2 separate regions of the Mus musculus genome follow, and region 2 is linked to region 1. The links are chromatin loops, found by intact Hi-C in ENCODE. Cell type or tissue: gastrocnemius. All regions are shown on one strand. Links, peaks and the distances in the headings refer to the core of each region. The heading gives the core; the rest is flanking DNA.

Region 1 (8,000 bases), core at 1-8,000:
TTTTCTTTCTCCTTTTGTAAACTGTGAAATTTGATCGCCAATGCCCCTCGGGCATATTTCCCTGTGCCTGGGCGGGTCCCCATTCTCCAGGGCTTGTGCACACACCTCTGTTTTCCTTGGCCAGGTTATCAGCCATCTCCCAGTAGTCATAGCTGTGGAGGATGCTGTTGGTGATGCTGACGTGATTGGCCGCCATCTGGTGAATGCGCTGGGGGATGCTGACGATGGTCGATGGGGACAGGCCGCTGGAGCTGGAGAGGCTGCCCTGAGACCCCACGGAGCTGGCGGGAGAAGGGTTGGGAGACATGGGGGATGGGCTTCCAGTGCTCCTGGAAGAAGAGAGGTAGAAAATCCAGAGTGGAGAGGTTGGGAGCAGGCCAGGCAGGGAGGGCAGCCCCTCCCTCCAGGTATCGCGTCATGCAATGCGTGGTTTATCTGCATTTGGGGAAAGTGAACTTACTTGCCACTGGACCCCCATGGGGATGGGGCTTGGGCAGCTTTCGATGAATTCTGCAGGGAAATGAAAATTGGTACAGTGAGTGGCACTGGTTAAGTGACAGCAGCATATTTTCAGTCAACTGTGACAATAACTACTAAGATTCTGTAGGTCAGCGCAGACTCACTGAGAACAGATGGCGGCAGCGGGGAGTTACAATCTCGGGGCAGACACTAGTGTGTATGAATGTGTGTGTGCACAAGTGTGCATATATGCCTTTACACACAAATTTTAGGCATGGAATTAGTCATAACTGCAAGGGTTTGGTGAACGATGAGCCAATCCAGAGTTTGTTTGTTTGTTTATTTTTAATTGGAAATTAGTCTAAATCTTCTCAACAGAGTAGGAACTCTTCCCTTCTCCACAATAAGCAAGCCTTGCACCTAACTTTAGAGATCATCTACAGAGGCTTTTGAAAGAAGTGTGTCGTTAAACCCTATTGTTTTAAATTACAAAGTTTAAAATTATTTCTTTTAATGCTGGGTGTGGTGGCACATGCTTTTAATTCCAATACTCCAGAGACAAGCAGGCAGATCTTGGAGTTTGACGCCAGCCAGAGCTACAGAGAAACCCTGTCTCAAACAACAACAACAACAACAACAACAACAACAACAACAACTTATTTCTCTTAAAGGAATAAGAGAATATTCTTAAAGTAATAGCTTCAAATGTATTTCTTTTCTTTTCTTTTTTTGGTTTTTTCAAGACAGGGTTTCTCTGTATAGCCCTGGCTGTCCTGGAACTCACTTTGTAGACCAGGCTGGCCTCGAACTCAGAAATCCGCCTGCCTCTGCCTCCCAAGTGCTGGGATTAAAGGCGTGCGCCACCACTGTCCGGCTTCACATGTGTTTCTTAATGGAAAATTTAGAAATTCTAACACTTATTGGTACCTTATTACTAGCCCAATTAATTGTACTGAGATGTCCCCTCCCCCTTTGGTGGTATTGGGCACTGAGCCCAAGGTGTTACAGGAAAGCTCTCTGCCGCTCAGCTCTATCCTCAGCCCCTGACTTCCAGAGGTAGTCTGGCTTGGATATTACATCTCATGGGCTAGGTACTACATCAGGCATTTAAAGGTTCCCTGTGTTGGGGTGTGGCTCAGTCACAGACTGCTTGGCTGGTATAAGAAGCTCCCAGGTTTAATCCAAGGCACCACAACAAAGCAGAAACATATAAGCAAGCAAGAGAAAGCAATTTAAAAAAAATTTATGTGTCTGTGTGTGAAGTGTGTGTGTGTGTGTGTGTGTAGGGCTGTGTGTGAGAGCATGCCATGGGTGTGTAGAGGTCAGAGGACACCTTGTGGGAGTCAGTTCTTTCCTTTTACCATGTGAGTCCTGGGGGAATGGAACTCAAATCATCAGGCAGCTAGATGCCACGTGTCTAGCCTCTGAGGCAGCACACCAGCCCAAACCAAAAAGTTTGGAAAGTGTTTTCTTAACCAAGAGAAATTGGCAAGTGCAGCCAGCGGGCTTCCTGAGAGCCTGACCTGCCTTCTTGGGTAGTCTACACCAGGAGGGGTTAGGACAATGAGGGTCCCACCATTTCTTCCTTTCAGGGACAAGAAACCATGCCCACCTAAGAAGGTGCTTCCGGCAGAAGGAGCTTCGTGAAGTGCCTGGCCATCCAGTGTTAGTGGGGAAGCTACCACTATGATAAGAACTGGCTTTTCAGGTTCTCCGCAAGTGTAGACACAGGACAGAGTCACAGACTGCCACTTTCACGTGTCTCATGGAGAAAGCCGGGAAGAAAATATCACCTTAGGGGGTTCCCTCTCTTTCCTGCCAGAACGGTTCTGACGTGCCTAGCTGACGTGAGGCTCTTCACCTGTGTCTCCTCACGTCAACATTGTGGACAGGAGAGCGCGACGTGGAAGAGGGAGAGACGTCTGGGGGCTGCAGGCAGCTTCTGAATGGATGGAAGTCTGTAAGCCTCACGACATGGGTAGAGACAATCTCTCCCTAGAGACGGACTGCTAAAGCATGTTTTTCACAGCCAAATTATCACGGTAGCCTGCAGGCTCCAGGCCCCAAGCTGTATTTAAACGATCCTTAGAGTGTGGCACAAAGGGCACCTAGTAGCTACAAAACTTCAACAGGAAGGATAAGGTTTGGAGGTCCCCTGAAGGCATGTGGTCAGAACTGGGAGAGAGGGACAGATCTGAGATGTCCTGTCACAAAGATGGTGGCAGCAATTTAACAGGTGCAGTGTACAGCAAACCACACTGTACACTATTAATAGTAACCTGCCACTTGAAATATACTTAAAAACATACAAATGCCCATAACTCCTAGAAGAGAAACTGATTTTCTGTTCCCTTCTCTGTCCATTTTTGTTCATACTTTCAGACTGGATACACACACTGAAAACAATCCTTTAAAAGCTTGCCAGGACTCACTGGGATCACAGAATTTATCTTACTCCTTTTCCAAGCATCTTCGGTTTTACTCTATATAGCAATTCATCCCTTAGATTCTGATCTGAAAGTCACTCTCTCTGCCTCCTCTCCCATGTCTGTTATGTGTGTTTGGGACAGGTCTCACTGTATAGATCTGATTGGCCTGGAACTTGCAGCGATCCTCCTGCCTCTGCCTCCTGACAAGCCTGCCAGGCTATCTCATTGCTCCGCAGCAGTCATTCCATATGAACAATTAGAAAATGGCAGTGCACCAGACACAGACCAGAGCATCACCAGAGTAGCCTGACCATCCAGCTGGTCTCTCAGATGTTCAGGATGTCAATAAATGACTAAAAAAGATGTGTGTGTGCGCGTGCATGCACATGCGTGCATGTGTCTGTGTGTTTATATATGTGTGTGCGTGCATGTGTGTATTTATATTTATGTGTCTGTGTATATGTGTATATATGTGTACATGTTTGTATGTGTGTGTCTGTGTGTTTGTATGTGTGTATCTGTGTATGTGTTTGTATGTGTGTGTATGTATTTGTGTGTGTGTGTATGTGTATGCATGTATGTGTATGTGTGTGTCTGTGTGTTTGTGTGCATGTGTGTGCATGCATGTGTGTGACAAAGGAGGGGTGGAGACAAGGACGGTGTAATCTCAGACAAATGACATTTTGAACAAATGATTAACTTCAGGTACACTTGCAACAGCGCAGCAAAGAGGTGCTCTTCATTTGTTTTGATAGTTTTGTATTCTTCTCAGGAAAGTAATTGAATTTTCTGAGATAAAAGTTGCCATGGCTGTGATTCGATCTGTGTCACCACCACACATTGCTGTTGAGGGTCTCTGAGCTATAAGGAGCCATTTCCTATCCTTAAAAATGACATTTCAATCAAAGATTAAATCAGCTACAAGAGATGAACTCAGGGCAGTGGGTCTAAGTAGTTACTTCTAAGAATCTACGTGGACATAAGGAATCAGGTCTGCTCTAAGGACAGATCTATCCCCTAGACATTGGGGACAAATTGGACATTCTCTGTTTAGAGGCCATAAAAATAAGGACATGAAGACAGGGGAACAAGTTATCTGGGCTCTCAAGGCCCATTCTTGGAGCCCTGCAAACCACAAGTGTGTCATAAATGGGGTGACTCTGGACAACAGAGATGGCAGGTTTAGCCTCAAGGCAATGGGTGCATGAGGCCTTTCAGAGGTGCCTCTGCCAGGGAGAGAGCCTAGCACAAGGAGGCATGGTGCCTATTTGCTAGGCAGTACCTTGAAATAGTCGATAAGTGCTTTTGAATATTTTACAGCATGGTCTCTTTTGAGTCGAAACATCCGCCAGTATAGGAGAGCCAGGCATCGGTAACTGCAGGGGAAGAAGAGAAACGTGTGTCTTTCACAGCGAAGCTCCAGAACAAATCCTGTCATTTCTGACTCAATATTTTGATCACACTTATACCTCTAAAATGTTTCCATCTTAAGTATGTGTATGAGTATTTGATGTTCCTTTTGTTCAAAAAAACACGATTCAAGATTCCAAGGAGGACCCCCATACCTGCATTTACCACCAGATGAGGTGTAATAACAGCTTGAAGAGCTCTTTGTTGGGAACAGGGTCAGGCCACTCTCCTCTTCCACCACCAGAGGGCAGTGTCTCCCCACTACAGCCTGCGGGAGTGCTAGCACATTCTACCCTGCTTTATGGGGCGAGCTATTGGCCTCGCAGACGGGACAGCAATTTCCCAGATTCTATCACCTCTGCTTGTTAACGCTTTACTAGATTGTAATCAGTTCAAATAAAGTGCATTACAACCACAACAGAAATACTAATCTGAGGCTAGTTACGTTTGCTCATTTACTACAACGTTTTGTATAATTATTTATAACCTACATATATTCCAACATTAATTATTAATCACCGTCAATTTATTAATCTCATCACGGTACTTCAATAAAGAAAAGGGCATATTTAGCATTTCCTGAGACTCATTCTTTCCTGGTGCTTGACACGGGTAATTCTTCCCCAGCTCAGATCAGGAATGTGTTACAATCACAAGGCGCCCAGTATAACCCGATCCACCTCTTCTAGCACCTCAAACTCCCGAGGAAATCACGTCAAACGGCTCAAGATCATCTTGTGTCTCCCTTGCGGTTAGGCCATCTGAGATTCCATTTGCTCTTCCATCTCACAGATTAGACCTAGAGCTCAGGGAACCTGCTGAGGGCACACACCACTTGGAATTCACAGGACAAGAGACTAAGAGAGGGGCCGTACAGTTTGAGAGATGGGTTGAAGTGGCAGAGCAGATGCTGTGGGGAGAGTAATCACTGCACAGCCCTTACTGCTGTAATCCTAAGTGCAGGGAGATTAATTACCCATTAGCTAGTGTGGAAGAAATTATTTTACTACCTAAGTAAAATGAGCGTCCCCTCGGTTCAGTGTATTGATAACTCTAATGGATTGTGGGTACTCGTGCATACTGATTCGGCATGCAGAGTAACTTGTCCATGATTTTGACTGCATGTAAAGTGTTAAGTGTAAGAAAAATTCCATTTAGCACAGTTCACGTTCAAAGAACTGAGGTGGGGCCCGCTGTTTTGACTTCGCTTTTGTGTGTGGGCACATGTGTGTATATGTATGTGCTCATGCCTACCCATGCATGTGTAGAGTCCAGAGGTCCACACTGGGTGTCTGTTGTTCACCTGATTTCTCTGAGACAGGGGGCTGCTGGTTTTGGTTACCCTGATCGACTACTGTCATCATTCTCTCCCTGTGATGTGGTCAACCGTGAACTCAGGGTACCTTAGGGGAAAGTGGTCTGGAGGTTCCAGGAAGCACAGGGCAGCTCAGCACCCCATTTGCAGAGCTGGGGTTATACTTACCAAAGCGCAGCTAACTGTTTGTCCTCTGGTGTGGCATTGGGGCCTGAGTGGGTTTTTAGTCTCATAGCATACCTTAAAAAAAAAAAAGATAAAAAAGCAAAGGAATTAAATAGTTCTTTCTGGGTATCAACAGAAGTTTTTCTATGGCTCTCCACCCCACCCTCAGGTGTTCATTCTTTCCTTTCTTTTTATGTATATGTGTGTGTCTTTTTGTGTATATGTGTGTACATGTATGTACATATGGGAATGTATGGGTGCGGATGCCCATGGAGGACAGACTGGGTGTCGGATCCCCCGGAGCCTAAGTCACAAAGTAGCTTTGAGTTTTGGGATTCAAACTTGGGTCCTCTGCACAGGTAGTGGGTGTTCTTAACCACTGAACCCAACCTGAGTACATCCATCGGTGTACACAGTGCTGACAAGCCTGCCTTAAAAGCTAGCTGATGGCATTACTGTGCCAACTGGAAAGAGATGGCTTGTATGATGTGCTACCTTCTGTACCTTAATGACACAGAACCAACTCTCAGGAGTGCTGCAAGCTCGAGAAGCATTCACAGATACGGTAGGCGTCATTTCTGCATTTCTACCACACTGCGCCACTGAGGATAGAGCTGAAGCTCACCCTGGTACTTGGATGTAGTGCTCAGATTTGACTTTGTGAAGCTCTTGGCATAGCAAGCGGCTTGCTGAAAACGGCTGAGAAAGTAATCCTGCTGCTGCAGAATTTCTAAGTTCCGAGAGCAGCCCTTTGCAGCTTACCCCAGAGCTTGCCCAGGGTAGAGCCCTGTCTGTGTGACTGCCGTTTGATGGCATCGATGTTTTACACTGATGAGGCACAGACGTCTTTACCTCCCTTTTTTAAAGTCATAGTATCTTGAATACCAGACAGTGGTGTAAATTGTGTTTCAACCATCAAACCATTTACAAAGCTCACTCGAAGGAACAGTTTATTGTGGACACAGCTACAAATGTTCTTCCTCCTGGACACCCCAAGATTCCCTTTTCCACCACGTCTTTTTTATTGAGGAAGTTCCTTCATTCTTAAAAAAATTTTTTTTATTTAAGTTTTTTTTTAATTAGTTTACAAATAACTAGGTTGTATTCTGGCACTCTCCAAATACAATTTGTTTTTGTTTTATCTCCATTCCAACCTTCCATTATGCTCTGAGAACCGGAGAGGGAAGCAAGAGATGTGGGTCAACTAGAGACACATGCTTCTGGTGCCCTTAGCCTGACTCCAGCTTGAGCACTGGAAGGTTGTTTTTAGACTCCCTCTGCCCCAGTGAGAGGAGACCACTGCTGTCCTCGGAGGTGGTCTCAGCACTGACAACATGCCTTTGCTTTATGGTTGTTTTCAGGATTTGGGTTTTGTAGTCCCATGTTGTCATGGTGTGTCTTGGCATGTCTTGGTATGTCTTTAGGGTTATCCTGTTTGGGGTTTCTTGGCTTTTTGAATCTGTCTTTTGTTCAGTGATTTTTAGCCATTATGTCTTCTGCCCCATTCTCTTTTCCTCTCATTCTGGGGCTCTAGTGATAACACACACATACACACACACCACATGCACACACAGAAACATACCACACACATACATACACCACACTACACACATAAAATACATACACACATACATACCCCCTAACCTCCACACACACACACACACACACACACACACACACACACACACACACACCACATATATAACACATACACACACACACATGCCACATACAAACATACATACATACATACACACAGCACACACACATTACATGCACACACACGCACATACATACATGCATGCACATACATGCACACACACATACATGCATGCATGCACATACATGCACACACACGCACATACATGCACACACACGCACATACATACATGCATGCACATGCATGCACACACACAAAGTTGGATCTTTTGTGGTCATGTTTGCTGTAGTTTGTAGTGACTTGGAAATTCATGAGTTGGGAGTGATTCCCAACCTAACAGTACTCAGGGGCAAGAATCTTAAGATGGCCGGGCAGTGGTGGCACACGCCTTTAATCCCAGCACTCGGGAGGCAGAAGCAGGCAGATTTCTGAGTTCGAGGCCAGCCTGGTCTACAGAGTGAGTTCCAGGACAGCCAGGGCTACACAGAGACACCCTGTCTTGAAAACCAAACAAACAAAAAAAGAGAGAAAAGAAAAAAAGAGAAAAAGAAAGAACCGTAAG
Region 2 (16,945 bases), core at 3,865-11,864, 600 kb after region 1:
AGGGGAAAAATGCTTCCCACAGGTGTCCACTGACACCGGGCATCTTTGCTAGGAGACCCCAGCCAGGCCTTGTGCAGGGTTGTGCCTGTGTGTGGATCGCCCTCTGTCCCTTTGTGGGTGGGGGTGGGGGAGCAAGCTTCCAAGGGACCTTGACTTTACTGAGCACTGTTTCCCGTTGGCAGCTCTTTAATGTGAAGTTTCCCACCTTTGCTTTGAGTCAATGTGCAGCCATCCTGTTGCTCGTGAATCTAAACTCTGCGGACTTGATGTCTGAGTTCAAAGGCTGGAAGATGCTGGAGGATCAGAAGAGTCAAGTTCTAGTTCAGATGAAGGCTGAAAGCTTCCCGCAGAAAGCTTTCACATCCTGGGGTGAAAGCTGCTTCCCACTACCCGGGCTCCTCTCTTTACTCTCATTGACTGGCACCCATGATAGGATAGACCTGCTTTATGTGGTCCGCTGGTCTAAATGGTAATCTCATCTCAACATACTCTCACAGAGACAGCCAGACCTGTGAGCAAGTGATACAAAGTTTCCCATCTCTGCTCCTCACAGGCAAGAAAGGAAGCCTTGGTTAAGCCTTTCCTAACCACCATCACTGGTGGCAACGCCTGTGTGTATATATATATGTGTGGGGGGGGGGAGGGCCGGAGGGGGAGCACGCGGGGGTCTGAAAAGGGGAAACAATAAAAGGAGGACAGGTTTATCCAAGGCTTGGGAAGGAGCTCCTGAGAGAAGGAAGATAGATCGCTGACACTTGGGCAGGCCATTTGTGTTCTCTCTGAGCCTGTGTTCACATCTTACATGGGGCTCTGCCAACATCTTCCCCTCAGCCAGCATATGCAAAGGGCTGTTTCCCTAACCGCCATCACTGGTGGCAGGGGTGTTACTGGGGGGAACGTTCTGATTAAGGGAAACAATCTTTGCTTTTTAAGCTTTATCACGTGGAACCTCTTAAGGGTAAATCTCTTCAGAACACACATCTTTTCCTGAACTAACTGTGCACTTGTGGGCCAGAGTCCCAGGAGGCTAGAAATTCTCCCCTATGAGACCTAGCCATCCCCTAACCTATACCTCCTGGGCCCCAGGGCTAGCCCAGTCCTTGATGTGAACCAGGATGCTGAGTTCTACTCTCATGCTCTTACTGACGCTTTCTAGCTAGGCATTCTGGCTAATGGGTTGCAGCACATGTAAATCCAAGCTACACTCAGGCATCTATTGGCACAGGGACAAACAACCCTTCGAGAACAGACTACAGGGGCCTGGAAAGATGGCTCAGTAGTTATGAGCACTGGCTTGTCTTCTAGAGGAGCCATGTTCTATCTTCAGCACCCACATGGCCTCCATAACCTCAGCTCTACGGGATCCATATTGTCTTTAGATTTTTCAGCCTGTACAGGCACCAGGCATACACACATGTGGTGCACAGACATACATGCAGACAAAATATGCCCCCATATAATAATAATGATAATAATAATAATAATAATAATAAGTGGGCTATGGGATCCATAGCCCAACAACTTTGAGTTGATGAGCAGCTTTAGTTCAATATGGATTTATTAGGCACCTACTGCATACAGGACTGGAGGTGGAGACTACAGTGTTCCTTTAGGGAGTCAGAGGGCGAGAATCTCCCAGAACTGCTCCTCCTCTAAGCGGTTAGAACTTGATATTCTCAGTAGGATACACCTGCTCCCCTCTCCTTGGGTGGGAACAATGTGGTCTCTAGACCAGGTGTCACTGTACAAGAGCCGGTGATTCCTTTTTCCAGTTGCTAGGAAACGGCTGGCACCTGTAGACAGTAGGTATGCCCTGCCTGCCACCTGTGCTGGTTGATCTCTGGCCTGAGGTGCACCTGGTTCTTGCTTCCTATGTGTTGGGGTGAGATGGCTCTCTAGGGTTTGGGGTCAAAACAGGCAGAGGCTCAGAGGGGTCTGTAAGAGCTCAGGCTTCTACTCCTGTGGGAGTATGGAGGGCTAAAATCAGTGGTGGCTCGGGGCATCGGGTATGGCTACCTATCCGAAGCGCTGGAGCCCAGAGGCTCAGGAGGCAGTGGGTGCCCATCAAGGCTCTGTTATAAGTCCTCAGGGAACACTCTCTGGATAGAGAGGCCAACCCTAGAAACTACTGGGCTTGACCTAGTGCATCGTGGGACATTTCACAGTCACCATCTTATCTAGTGAGAAGTTATGGAGGGCCACAGTTTGCCCTGCTCCTTACACTGAGCTACTGCTGGAGGGCAGGCAGCCCAGCCCAGCCCAGAGGTTCAGGGCTTTGGTCCTGTTCTCCAGCTGGGTCTGCCTGCTCAAGAGGGTGTGTCCCTGGAGTGGCTCTCAGTGCCTGCTGTGACACCAGGTGTGGGAGCTCTCAGGAAGGGAAGGTGGATGGTGGAGAGGGAGAAACAGACCTCTAGGCCTTGGTGGTACCCACAATGGTGGTCACCTACATCCTAAGTCTCAGAAAATAGAGAGGCATTATGGGTTGCCGACTATTCTCAGTTCTTGCCTCACTACTGGGAAGTGCTTGGTTTATCCCACAGATGTTAAAACAGAAACCTACTGCCGCCACCCAGAGAGGAACAATATGTTCAACCCCAAAATTGAGTGAAGATTTCCAAAGAAAAAGAAGAAGGAAGAGGGGGAGGGGGAGGGGAGAGGGAGGGGGAGGGGGAGGAGGAGGAGGAGGAGGAGGAGGAGGAGGAGGAGGAGGAGAAGAAGAAGAAGAAGAAGAAGAAGAAGAAGAAGAAGAAGAAGAAGAAGAAGAAGAAGAAGAAGGAGAAGAAGAAGAAGAAGAAGAAGAAGAAGAAGAAGAAGAAGAAGAAGAAGAAGAAGAAGAAGAAGAAGAAAAGATGAAGAGGAAGAGGAAGAAGTGGAAGCAGCAGCAGTGGAAGAGAAGGAGAAACTGTTGCCTTAGAAAAGTGTATGTGTGTATAAGTTATTTAACATATCAGGCAATATATTATATAATACATTATGAGTATAATGCATGTTGAATGTATTTTATATAAGAAGTAGTATACAATATACACTGTGGGCTCTATGTCTTCAATGTCATTTGTCTTATTCGTTTGTTCTGTGATGATCACCTGCTGGCATTTGGAGATGCTGTAAGAGCTCCTGGCAGTGCAGGGCCCATCCCCATTTCCTGTACAGCACTGGTTCTCAACCTTCCTAACACTGCAACTCTTTTATACGGTTCTTCATGCTGTGGTGACCACCCCCAACCCTACAAGTATTTTTGTTACAACTACATAACTGTAATTTGCTACTGTTACGAATCATAATGTAATATTTTTGTACATAGAGGTTTACCAAAAGGGTTGCGGCCCATAGGTTGAGAACAGGTACAAAGCCCTGGTATATCCTTGAAGAAGTGTTTTCGAATGTTCCACTTGTAAATGCTGGCCAACAAGGCTCCGCCAAACATGTGTGAAATGGGCACAGGCTTGGTTACCCACCTGTACCTGGGTACCCACAGTCGTGTGGGTACACCTGGCTGGACTCCTTCAATGCAGGGAAGGCTCCACCATGGTTCAATCTTGGTTCAGAGGCTTCTCCATGACGTGCTGTTGTAATGGCAGTTGGTTTCCTCAGAATTGAACCATTTCCTTCAGGAGGGAGCAGGGAGGCTCTAGATGCAAAGGGCAACAGGTCTGGGCAAATAAAACATGGACGTCTCAGGAGGCCCCACCAGGGCTGTATAAAAAGACATAAACAACTGCTGGGAGCGAGGTTCTGACCATGAGCTAAAGGGCAGAGCCTTCTCTGACTGTCTAGCTGCCCGAGTGGTGCAGAGCTCCAGGGGCCTAGTTCTCATGAATGGCCACCATGTTGGGGTGGTTTCTCCGTGAGGCTGCTGCTTCTCAGTTAGCTCTGCTACTTGTAGTAGCTCTGCTACTTGTTGGTAGTCACCCCCCCTCCCCAGCCCCACTCCTGGCAATGACCACTGGCGCACCAAGTTGGACGTTGGTACTATCATTCCTTTGGTCTCTTGTGGGCTCTCTTTCTGGTTTGAGTAGATGGGTGTGTGCCCTGGGAAGAGACCGTCATGCTGCAGGTGTCCCAATGAAATGACAAAGTGACCACCTGTCCAAGGCAGAGTGTGGTACAAACTCTAGCGCTGTGCTCATCACTGTTGAGGGTGTAAGAATAAGGAGGTGGCCAAAAGTCCAGAGCAGATGACCTCGAAGGGACGTGGCTTGCTCTAGTAGAGCTGGCAACCTCATTAGCCCTGCCTAAGACCAGCTGGGTACCCCATGCCGTGTCATCAAGGGTGACCATGTAGGGAGCTTCCACAGCAGAGGCTTGGAACTCAGATCTCGGAAATTTGCAAACACCACAGATTCCCACCAACTCTTTCTCAGTGAACTGAGGGAAAATGAAATGTCCTCATGGGTGGAAGGTGCCTGGGACAACTGTTCAAGGTCAGAGTCTGTCCTTCCTAGGGTGCGTGCACCAGACAGGTTTGCTGCTCCTCCGATCTGAGCCAGTGCACCACTCCCTTCAATCTGCCCTAGGCTCTGCTGCCACAGGCTCCATGACAGAAGGCTCCGATGGTGGCTGTGGCCTGGCAGAGCCCACAGGAGGTGGCAGTCAATACCCATAACCAAACTCCCTAACTTTGGGCAAGACCAGCCGTGCTGTGGGGTAGGGGTTGCTCTCAGAGGTCTGCTCCAAGCAGCCCCAGGACTAGAACTGCCCATTTTCTCCAGGAAGATAGTCTCAGACCAAGACCTCAAAGTATCAGAGGGCTGGAGGCTGGGGTGGGCCGAGGGCTGCCCAACCGCAGGCCTCTGGAGTATAGAGCCATAGAAAGACGGATGCTGTGGCTTCCTGTGATCAAAGAGGCACCCATATCATACCCAAATTCACAGCAACCCCAGAAGGAATGGGACATTTCTCCCAAGTCACAGAGAGGCAAAGATGCTCCAATGTGGCTCCCAAGTGTGGCCACTAAGCCTGTCTTTCAACTCACCTTCACAGACTGTATAAACCTCAGACTTAAGGGAGAATGCTCGCTCAGTAGACATGATAATCCAGATATCTTAAGAGGTATATATCTGCTCAGCCTTAAAGAACTAAAGGATCCTCTTCCTTTGGAGCACTGTAAAACCCTAGGAGCTGGGGTGATGTTAGCCCAGGGCAAGGTTGCCTGGGGTGGGTAAAAGGCTGGCCCCCTCTATCCCCAATGTACGAATGTAGGCAAGGCTGCCTAACTCTCCCAGACTCCATGCCACCCTTCCTCTGTGAAGTGCAACAATAATTGGAAATCCCACAGGCTTCTGAACAGGCCACACATGCCAGCTGCTGTGGCTTGTCCTGGCTGTCCCCATTATTGCTGCCCCTTTGATAATGGCTTAATCAATGGCAGCCATTATCATCAGCTATACACTCCCATCTTCATTATCTGGAGCTGTCTTGGCCTATGGTGCGCATTCTTCTGTTTTTAGCAGTTCCTAAGAAAGCTTGCACTTTAAGGGAGAAGGCTGAGAAGAGCCACATTCATTTTCTGTGGACCAGCGGGAATTATGCCTGGTTAACCTGTGGCTATCCCACAGCTAGATGATGTGATGGGAGAGCAGAGAGGATGGGAGAGGGGGGTGGGGAAGGTAGCCTCGGGGATGCTAAGGATCAAAGGGCCACTGTAAGAAGGGTGACCCTGGTAGGACCCTGGTGGACCCCTTCCTTTACGGCAGTGCGTCTCAGCCTCTGAAACACATTGTGTCAGCACTAGCTGGCTGGTCTCCATCCCTGACCTTGTGATGAAGTTGTGAAAGGGGCCCATGTGAATCCCTGGATGATGCCAGGCTGCTGGTGTGGGGCCCAGGCTTTGAGAGACTGCTTTAGTGCCAAGCCCAGTAATTCATCAAACGAAATCACTGGCGGGCAAAAATGAAGCCAATGAACGTGAGCTGTTCATGAGCTGAACAGGAAGCAATGACATCAGAGTTGGGGTAGGGGCGGCTCTGCTGGACACCCCCAAGGCACAGTTCCAAACCAAATGGAAATTCTCCTTTGGCTTTAGACCAAGCACCAAAGAACAGTAATTCCAGACCTCATGGGATGTATCCTCAAAGACTAGGTTAGCACCACCCAGCATTCAAGGCCGTGCTTCAGTGAGCTCCTGGGGTCCCCACACTGTGGAGGTGTGGGCCTCTCTGACTCTCACTGGGTTTAGTTTCTCAGAAGCTCCACTCCTATGCCCACATCTCACCTGAGAAGGAGGCTGAGATCTCCCAAGGACTTGGTGGTCCTTCTGCCCCTGCCTTCCCTAGGCTACTCTGAGCCTCTCTTCCCTGTCTTCTTCCCATAGTCTCAAAAGCAGATTGCTCACCCCATGTTTTACCTGATAGGTATCGTATGCATTGACTCCAAACCAAGGTGTATGTTATAATCTCTAGTGTGTAAATTAGGCAAGCAAGGATCTGGATTCCAGGCAGCTCATTCAAGGTTGCTCAGCTAAAAGGATGGTTCATTGACACCATCTCCAGCTGATCGAGCCAGAAACTGATTTACCACCCAGGTTTCCCTATTCCTTGGCTTTTACCTTGATTTATTGGATAATCATTTCCTTCCAGAGAGAGGCTCAGTAGCTTTCCCGGAGCTGTGAGCCAATGTGGAAGGTATGGGAATTTTAGTCATTAGACTAGATGACATTCGTCATTAGAATAGAGTAACGCTTCAGAGGGTTGCCTCCTGGTTCAAAGTCCACCATGTTGAGGCCCTCCTCTTCTAACAGCAGAGGTGGACTTGACCATAGACGCTCATCTTTGCAGGAAAGAGAAGGTCTCATCTCTTCCATAGCCAGTTAGCTGGTTCCCAGTCTGAACCAGTCCAGACAGACATCGCAGCTGACGTTCCTTCTTTCCTGAGAGTACAGTGACCCCATGTGGCTATTGCCAGGCACAGCAACTTACAGAGTGTGACAGCTATTTCTTCCCTACAAAGCTGTGTTGAGCCTGTAGGACAGTGTCTCCCTGGCATGCAACTGTGAGGCCCAGTGTGGTCTGAGCACATCCCTCCAGGCCCTGCTGAGGGGATGTAAACGTCGTGCTTGGGGATGGCTGACCTTCAATTCTTTTTTTCTGCCCTGTAGGCTCTCACTCCCAGCCCTTCACACACCCTCCCTGCATCTTAGAGACAGGTGAGATGGAGGGAACTGTTGTGTGACCTGTAGATGCAGGAGGTGGAGATGGGGGACAGAATTGGGGGGGTCTACATGTATTGTTTGAAGCTATACCCCCATTTACACATACAAGTGTAAGCACTAAGGAAGCCTCTGCTAACACCACCCAGACGAAGTGCATGGGAACAGGGAAGGATTGCATGTGGCTGCTGCGGACACTTGCTGAGCTTGGCACAGCTTAGAAAGGGTCTTTTTTCCCCCTTCCCCCACATAACGTTAAGTCCCCTGAACATAGGTAGGTGGTTTAGTGGGATCCGTTCACACCTTCTGTTTTCTGTCCCTCACTTCCCTTTCTCTGGCTATAAATAAAACCTGCCTGAGACAAGGTGTAGTGAACTCTGAACCACTTCTCCTTGGGTCTGTAGGACTCAGTTCTGAAATGGCAAATGCAATCGGTCAAGATCCCACCAGACTAGACGGCTGCGGTGTGTCCTGTAAGAGTCATATGTGTGGGTTCTTAACAGATGCTAAGACTGGCCTGTAACGTTTCTGAAACCTTCCTTGTGAGGAGGACAAGGGCTACCCCCGCCCCCCCCAAAAAAAAACCCTTTCTTTCCTTTGCTCAACTGCTGCTCTTCTCATCTCAAGGAGAAGCCCTCCTGTGGCAGATTTGTGACTGAATCTAGACAGTGTTGATTAATAATGAGCAGTCTGCCATCTTGTCTGTTTGTACAGTTGTGTCCAATATTTTAAAAATATCACTTGAGGTGGTTGAATATATATGAATCGATAGAAGATACACACACACACATGAATTGATAGAAGATATGATTTAAGGTACGTATATCATTGGCTTCCCAAGAGGACTCACCCAAGAAATCTTAAAATTTGAGATCTCCTGTAGCCCTTGTGTTAGCTGACTGACAAAGAGATTGTAGGACAGAGAACTCACAGCTAGACTCTGACATACTGTTAATTGGAGACTAAGCAGAAATAATGGCACGTTAACAATGTAGCCCACTGGGAAAATGGAGTTGTCGTTATGACCAGATCTTTCAAACTAACCTCTTCCATCAGAAGTGCAAGTCTGCCCATGTCTTCCAAGGAAGGGAATTGTCTTGGGAAGGTCTGGGCGAGCACTGTGAAGCCTTTTGTTGTGGAATCTTAGCTCAAACTTGTCATCCAAATCTTACTTGATCCAAATCTTACCTGTAGCTAGTACCCTGGTTTCTGCCCTTGCAGTGCCTCAGAATTTCCAGTAGGTGGCACAAGCTACACCTCTCTACTCATCTGTCTTCCCACTAGAACTTAATTGAAAAGATGCTCACTTCTTCCTTTTCCCCTCCTTTCTCGTCACCTGTCTCCCATCTTTCTCTTTGACCAAAAAGAAAATAACATACAAACCAACCAAACAAACAAACTCCAAAAACAAACAAACACTCAGACTTTCTGTTGATTTGGCTGTGAGGATTAATTCAAAGGGGGCCACATGCAAAAGGGAAATGCTACCTTTAAAGATCATGGGGCAGGCAAGAAATGCCACAATGAACTCTTCTGAGTGGCCACTGGCTCTTGTCAGCCATACCTGTAACTGCTTTCACTTTTCAAAATTCACCTTGTACCAGGGACACCTGGATGCTGAGCCTCCTTTGCTTTTGACTACACCAGACAACATCCAATCCCAAATCCTACCTGGTAAACAGCAGTCAAAACAGACTGGTCAGTTCCCCCTAGACACCCCTCAGACAGTCTAGAAAGGCTGACTGGCTTTTTTCTCTTGAGGACCCTGCATGAATCTCCAGCATCGATGAGCATATGTAAAGACTGGGAACCCATGTGGACTCCAGATGTTGACAAACAGTAGAGGGAGGATATATCGGTTTGCTTTTCTGTTGCTGTATTTAAATACTGACCAAAACTAACTTGAAGAGGAAAGGGTTTATTTTAGCTTACAAGTCCATACTCAAGGAAACCCTAGGCAGGAGCTCAAAGGCAGGAATCGAGAGACAGGAACAGCAGAGACAATCCGGGAGCACTGTTTACTGCTTTGCTTCCCCTCCATTTCTGATGCGGCCAGTAGGCATTGCTCAGATAGATACTAGCTTTTGTTTTCACCACAGGCTGCAGCCTGCACATTCCGCAGCTGGGAAAGATGTTACAGCTGGAGCGCACCAGATGGACTCTGGTGCGCAGAATGGTTATTAAAGCGAGCCCCTGGAACTGACACTGATGGAAGGGAAGGGGAGGCGGTGTGGGTCAAGGGAGCAGTCAAGTCACAATGCCAGGCCATCAATAAGCTCAGTCACCAGAATGATCCCTCGGTGATGGCCCGTGGCAGGCAGAGCCCAGCCTTGATAGACCCATATTGATTAGGCTCAGATGTGAGCTGTTCAGAATGCAGAATGACCACAGGCAAGGCAGCTCTCTGTGGCTCAGCCAGCTCTGCTAAAAGGAGCAGAGAGCAGGGGCTTGTATACAGGCAGCATGGGCAGCAGCCATCAAGCAGGGCTTAATCATAAGAGCCAGGAAGGTGCATTATGTGTGCTAGCTACAGTCCACCCTAAGCCCCTCTGGTTTCTCTTGCAAGATCCCTGTTGACTTATCTTCTCAGGGGAAACTTGAGGAGGATGGGGAGAGGGTACATGACTCAGCAGCAGAACAGCTTCTCAGTCACACAGGAATTCCTGTATCTGTTTTCTGGGGCCTTAGAAAAAGAAAATAGTAGAAAGGAAGTTGAATGCCAACATCTTTGGCTGTGTTGTTGTAGAGACCCAGGGCTATCATTTGTGTCTCACAGTTTGCATCTATAGGGTCTGGTCTAGCCTCGTCCTCAGCTATGCCTCAGATATCCCCAATGGCTTTCCTGAGAGGTGTGAGCCCCTCATCCTTCAGCTACACTTAGCTACAACCATCCACACTGAACAAGCGCTATCTCAGGAGTCACTTCTGTTCTGCAAGTCTTCTCTTCCTCATTGTGCTGTGTAAGGGCTGCTGGCACCCCCTTCCCCTTCCTGGCTAGACAACCACCTTTCCCATCAGGAGGACAACTGTTCCTGGTCTTCCTTAAGTGCCCATATTGAAATGGCAATGTGTGGTTCAACTGGTCTCTTGCCATGTTTTCTGACAGAAGTCTCCCTTGAGAGCCAGGCACTTTCATCTTGAAAGCATGCACCCAGGGTGACAGGAAGCAGAAATGTTCCAAGAAATTCCTGGGAGTTTGAGGCACCGCTCCTCGGTTCTCCTGAATGGGAGCAGAGTACTGTATAAAGCTGATCGACTCTAAGAGCCTCCTGCATCTCGGCGGAGAGTGGCATTCTGTCCTTGCATCTCTGAGTTGGCCCTGTGCCCTTAACAGACCTCATTGACTGTGAGCCAGGATGGTTCATGAGATGTTGTCCCCTGGTTCCAGCTGGTTCTCACACCTTTATTCTGTAAGGAAGATCTCCAGGCCTTTGACAGTGACACAGATAGCCAATGCTAGCTAGACAAGCATGCTAGGAGCACCCTGGTGGCACTTCTGAAGGGCTCTGTGGTCAGAACAGGCAAGGGAATCTATTTCTATTAGAATGAGTTACTGATCTTTATAGGGTGAAAGGGATCCAGTGCTGTCAGTTTGTTCCACACGCAGACCTGTCTCTGTTATGACAGACTGGAGATTTGTAGAGCAGGACATGTCAATTCTGGCAAATGAATGTCTGCACCGTCAGACCCACTCACAGTCCCCACCTCTCCCACTGTTGGGCTGGCCCTAGGGCAATGGCACAGGCTGGCTGAGTCATCCTATTAGGTCACGAGGCACATCTTCTGTGGCGGATGGCCTCTAGGAAACCTAACATGAAATGTGACTGCCATTATTCTCTGTCTATTGCCTTCAGATGTCCCCACATGCCTCTGCATCAGATCAAACCTTCAAAGACTTGATCTTCCAAGATCCTAACCCCAGACAAGCTGTTTGGTGTTGTCTGTGGATACATCTGTATTCTGACTTGGCTTGCTTTCCTTCCTCTACAAAGTAGACAAGCAGGTGCACTGCTCTCAACAATGTCCACTGTGAGGCTTATCTTGCACAATTCTTTCAAGATGCCCCTTGATGGAGGCTGTATGGGACTGCCATAATTTAGACACACCAAAACCTACTGAACGGACACTAAGCTTGGCCATTTTCCTCTTGTTGTCTGGTGTTACACAATCCCTAATGTAGCATGGATGTGAAGTGGTACTGGCCCAAGAAGGCCTGTGTTACTTGTTCCTGTGGTGGCTGGGTCAGCTGGTCCTATCTGTGTACAACTGTGGATGGCACTCCTCCATCTTCGGACAGATTCTCGCTGTCCTGTGCTATGTATGACTTGGTGGGTCTGTCAGGACCTGTCTCATCCTGGAGGCTGGGGCTCCATGGATACTTCAGGCAGTGATTCTGTGATGTTTGGTGTGAATCCCATCCAGCATCTTAGCCCATGGTACCAGCTTTCTAGGTACCAGCTTTGCCTTAAGAAGGCATCCTGTTATGGCTGTCTCCTGAGAGTCTCTGCCAGAGTCTGACAAATACAGAGGAGGAAGCTCACAGCCAAGCATTGGTCTAAGCTCGGGGGGGGGGGGGCAATACAGGAGTTGGAGAAGGGACTGAAAGAGCTGAGGGGGTTTGCAGCCCCATGGAGGGAGCAACAGTGTCAACAGGCCAGACCCCTCCCCCAGAGCTCCTGGGGACTGGACCACCAACCAAAGAGTACACATGGAGCGACCCATGGCTCTGGCCACATATGTGACAAAGGATGGCCTTGTTGGACATCAGTGGGAGGAGAGGCACTTAGGCCTGAGGGTGTTCAATACCATAGTGTAGGGAAATGCCAGGGTGGGAGGATAGGAGTGGGTGGGTCGGAGAGCACCCTCATAGAGGCATGGGGAGGGGGGATGGGATAGGGGGTTTCCGAAGAGGAGACCTGGAAAAGTGAAAACATTTGAAATGTAAATAAAGAAAATATCCAAGAGAAAAAAAAGAAGGCATGTGTAATGGAGGGTCCATACTAAAACAGATGGGAAACTATTTGTCCTGGCTACTGGGAGTTCTCATTTGCAAATGGCTTTTAGCTGTCATGAACCCTTTTAGGGCTACCTCACCTCAACCACTGCGTTTCTTAGAATGCTCAAATTTGGTGACTGATCTCAGTGACAGCATAAAGATCTAGCCACTTCAGACCCATCTAGGATGCTGTAGGATCCATCTAGAATCCCAGTTAGTGCTGAGCCCCGTGAGCTCAGCTAAGGCTGTAGCTGCATCTGAGAGAAACTGGACTCCCACTTGCCTAACTCCCTGATGCAAGCAGAATCATCAATTTGCTTACCCAAAGGGCATTGTGATGTAGGTGTTTTCTTAAATGAGGGTTCATCTTCTCAGATGGTTCTATCTTGTGTCAAGTTTACAATACACACACACACAAACACACACACACCACCATGGTCTTATGTGAAAATACTGTTTTTAGGTAAATCGAGTAAAAGATATATTCAGAGAAGACCATTGAGCACAAAGAGAGCAGAAGGCCATATACAAATGAACAAGAGATTTGAGACCTTCATCTAAGAGCCAACGCTAGTGAGGGTCAGCTAGAAGATGCAAGAGAAAGTCTCCCTGAAGTCACAGGAAGCAGCGCTGTGCCACCACCTGGCCTTCAGCTTCCAACTTCTAGGATTGTGGAGTGATATTGTTCTAGGTTTTCCAGCCAGAAGTCTATGGCAGTTCATTAGAACCACACCAAAAAAGCCAATTTAATATATCTTACAACTCGTCATTCACCTTGTTATCTGGGAGTGATTATTTATTTGAAAACATTTACAACACTTTACGTTTTATCTAGTCCAAATATCACATATTAGATACACAATTTCAATGAGTTGAAATGGACAGGGAAAAGAATACAATGAAGTAAACATTTGCAACATTTAAAAACCAGTCTTGTGTAAGAAACAACAAATGCCAAATGTTGCTACTCGCATCTTTGTCCCAATGAGAGCGCGAAGCTGGGTGAATATTCCACATCACTACTGACCTCTAAAGAGGCAAGACACATAATGTTAATTGATAGAGACTTAACTTGTTCAAACCTGTTCTAAATAAAGAAAAATTATTCACAATGCTCAAGTGGTACCAATCATTTCACGGGTACTAAGTCAGCTGTAAGGTAAGTCAGGTGGTAAATATCACAAGTGAACGAGGCAGGACTTAGTAAATCAGCTGTAAGGTAAGTCAGGTGGTAAGTATCACAAGTGAACGAGGCAGGACTAGGCAGCTTTGCAACCTACCGATTAGCCACTTTTTCCAAAGCTCAGTGGACAAAAGTGTGTTGCGGTATAAGCTGTATGGAAGGAATGCTGGTCAAGGAAATAGCTTTACAGGGTGGAAAGTCTACTTCGAAAACAGTGCTGTCTGCAGTGGGGACCCCAGCGGAAGCAGACAAAGCAAAGACTTACCAAGGGTTTCAACATGGTTCACAGTACTCAAGCTTTGTCCAGCTTTCCGTCATATTCCAGTTGTGAAGGTGCACTGCGTACTCTCCTGTTGGCTCTGATAAACACCATGGCTGAGAGAGAGAGAGAGAGAGAGAGAGAGAGAGAGAGAGAGAGAGAGAGAGAGAGAGAGAGAGAGAGAGAGAGAGAGAAGAGAGAGAGAGGAGAGAGAGACAGAGAGAGAGAGAAGAGAGAGTGCATGCGCCAGCCCATATGGTACGGGAGTCATGGCAACAAGGAGCCAGAGCAGGAAGCCGAGAGGTCACATCTTCAACAGCCAACGTGAAGCACAGAGAGCAACTCCAAGTGGGGCAAATCGATAAACTCTCAAAAGTCCACCCCCAGGGACATGCATACTCCAGCAAGGCTGCACCTGCTAAAGCCTCCATAATGTCAGCCAAATAGTGGCACGAAGTGCAGATCAAGTGTTCAGATACTAGAGTCTGCATGTGTGTGCATTTCTCATTTAAACATCCACACAGAGAAAGTCTTTTCTTGGAAAAGCCACCAGCACACCTGGACCATGGCACAGAGGTCTACTACAGCTCCATCTTGTCTTTTCAGGCACTGCGATGGGGCCTGGCTGCTCTGTGATTCCAGTGTGCAGCTGGTCTGTTGCTATGCTCTCCCCGTGAAGAGGAGTCTGAAAATGACTCAGACCACCACATAGTGTGATTTACAGAATGCCAATAGGTACCAAGGGGAAAAAGAAAAAAAAAAAAACACACCAATGAGGGGCTGTGTGAAGGCTGATGGAATTCCTGTCTCACCCAAGAGAATCAGAAACTATTTGAGTTTTCTCTGGCCTGTAACAAAAGGTAAGCATCCTTTTGGATTCTGCGGGATACGACAGGTTCAAGTCTGTTAACAGCCCCACTCTTGTAGGAACTCACTATGAACCTTGGCCTTGAAAGTAAGGGTGAGGAGCTTTGGGCCAGATGAAGCTGACTATGTAATCAACCCCAGCTATTCAACTTCCAAATTACACTAGGCATAACCATCAGGAAACAGAAGCTGTTAGGCAGTATGGGAGTGGAGAGCAGAGGACCACTGTGTACTGTGCACTTGGCCTTAAGGGATGTCCTCATTAGAAGCAGGAGCAGCCACTGGGGTTACTGTCAACTGATAGGGAGGGGCCTCTTCTACCTCAGCTTTAGGGAATGGGTTTTTCTTCTATGCTTTGCAGTCTGTGGAAACCCTGCCTGCTGCGTTCCAGTCAAACATAGCATCTTTGGAAATCCTTTGTCTCCTTCTAATCTCCATACAAACTACGGAAATGTACTAAACCCTGCTACTCCTAACCGTGGTTGGGGAAGGTGGGGGAGTTACTGCTTAAGCCCAGCATGGGCTCCGCTGACCTGGTCTGCTGACTTACAGAGTTTCTTTCTTCCTAGAGTGCATACTTGCTCAGAACGAGCTGCTGCAACCCAGTTAGAGCCATGAAGAAAGAAACTCTAAATTCTTAGTTGGCTCAGACCAAAGAGCTTGCTCCAGTTTGTTCTAGGAATAACAATGGATTGGGAGGCATTTTACACAGCCACACAGCTAGCACAGGCGCTCTGGAGTTGTCTGTAATTCTGGAAAACAGGGTTTTGCACATCTAGTATGATGCCATCAAGAAAGGGCTTGGTGGGTAGTCAGGGTCTCTTCTGCTGCCTGCTGCTGTTACAATCCATCACTGTTAAAACTGAAACCCATACAATGGAGCCTGAGAATCACCTGCACTCCTAGCCGCCTGACATAACTGCTTCTCACAGAATCTAGGCCATGAGCCTCTCTTTGTCTGGAACAGTAAACTTCTCTCTCAATGGTATTCATTGTTAGCTGCCATTTATAAATCGACACCCAGTACAGTTCAGAGAGAACGTGGTACTTTTAACTGTTGTGCTACTGAAATTGTCCAATAACCAAGAATCCCCTAAAAGTACCCAGTGACTACTGGTCTGCTCCCAACAGTGCAATGTGTAACAGAGAACGTGACAATCATGCCACGTTCTCTTCGGCACTGAATCCCAAAAACTTGTGTTGTTCTCCTTAGCATCACTGCCATGGGGGCTTTTACGTAAGAACACTGAGGGGAAAAAAGAGGTGGACAGAACCAGGAAGAGCAGCATAATGGTTCTGAACTCGGTAAGTTATAAAAGCTAACACGTCAGCAGGTAGGAGAAAACCTCCCCAACACTAACTCAGCACAGACAAAACTTCCAGTAGAGTCGTGGAGAAGCTATGTTCACACTGGATAGACACTTCCGTACAGAAACAGTAACAATACCAATTCCTACTTTTTCCCCCCCAAAAAGAAAAAGAATAATTCAAAACCCATTAACTGCCATGAGCAAACTCTAGTCAAGGATTTCTGTCACAAGAGTTACAGTTTTAAGTGGTCAGATGATGTCATAAATGCTAAATAGAGTTGAACTCTTAATGCGTGGAATGTCTTGCTCAAAAGGGCTTTTATCCCCTCTCAAGGGTGAAGTCAAAGGTTCATAGTAAATGAGATGCGTGTTTTTATTCAAAGTCCCATGGTGAAGCTGAGTTTCAGTTACTGAAAAGAACAATAAAATCAACATTGCTCTGATCTTACGGCTTTCTAATAAAATGCCTGATGGGTTGATAAGCCATCAACATTTTGTATCATAAAATATACATTTAAATTAAACCCACACACCTTGAATGAAGAAAGCAGAAGGTGCCGCTGAGATCAGCTCAGCAGGGTATTGTCAGTCAGATGCACATCTTACAGACTAAGTAGCAGGCTGTCCGCACCAGCTGCTCAGGCGGCGGCAAGAATGTCTGGGTTATTCCAAATGACATTCCCAACATGCACTGGAGGTTGGGAGTTGCACTTATCATTATCTGATGGAAATTCCCCAGTTGAATAAAGATAAAACTTTGTTTACAATGCGTTTGGCTGTAAGTTTGACATCCCAATGGACACACATCTCTTAACTCATTTTTGACTACCCTTCTGGAGTGTTTATGAATATATATTCTCAAAATACTGGCAATCCTCAGACTTTTCTATATGTAAGATACATCTTCTTGTAGTTTTACATTCATTTAATTACAACATGCAATTTACAACACCCGGGGTTACAGCAGGACACGAAACACAAACACGGCTCTGCCCGGTAATAACTTAATTCTTCGGTAAGGGCTGGATAGTGATTCAGTTCATTAATTTTGCAAACAAGTTCACGGCGACACACAGAACCCAAGTCCAGTTTTGGCTTGCTTATATCTTAATATGTCTGTTCCCACTCACTGTCTAAACACTGGCACTCGCATTGTCCACCTATCACATCGAGATACTAGCTA

The links. A loop is a pair of places that touch in the nucleus more often than their neighbours do. Peaks named below come from ENCODE experiments on the same cell type or tissue, not always from the same donor. Only the 100,000 strongest peaks of a DNase experiment are listed, where the experiment ranks them.
Region 2: it touches region 1 in a loop (6-fold over the local background); 32 of 42 quality-filtered maps call a loop at or near these places.

What each region holds. Positions count from the first base shown.
Region 1 is chr1:38,181,155-38,189,154 of GRCm38, forward strand. It overlaps Aff3 (AF4/FMR2 family, member 3), which reads right to left. Exons shown (of 22, transcript NM_001290814.1): 18 at 5,782-5,853; 19 at 4,171-4,264; 20 at 461-510; 21 at 106-329. Among named protein-coding and RNA genes, the nearest start is that of Gm16150, 34 kb to the right of the region's middle. In gastrocnemius, for the core only: a CTCF peak has its summit at 4,542 (motif pointing right); DNase peaks (open chromatin) are centred at 322, 584, 1,454 and 4,553.
Region 2 is chr1:38,780,757-38,797,701 of GRCm38, forward strand. It overlaps Lonrf2 (LON peptidase N-terminal domain and ring finger 2), which reads right to left. Exons shown (of 12, transcript NM_001029878.2): 12 at 12,913-16,945. Among named protein-coding and RNA genes, the nearest start is that of Lonrf2, 47 kb to the right of the region's middle. In gastrocnemius, for the core only: CTCF peaks have their summits at 6,893 (motif pointing left) and 8,379 (motif pointing right); DNase peaks (open chromatin) are centred at 5,787, 6,889, 8,367 and 10,467.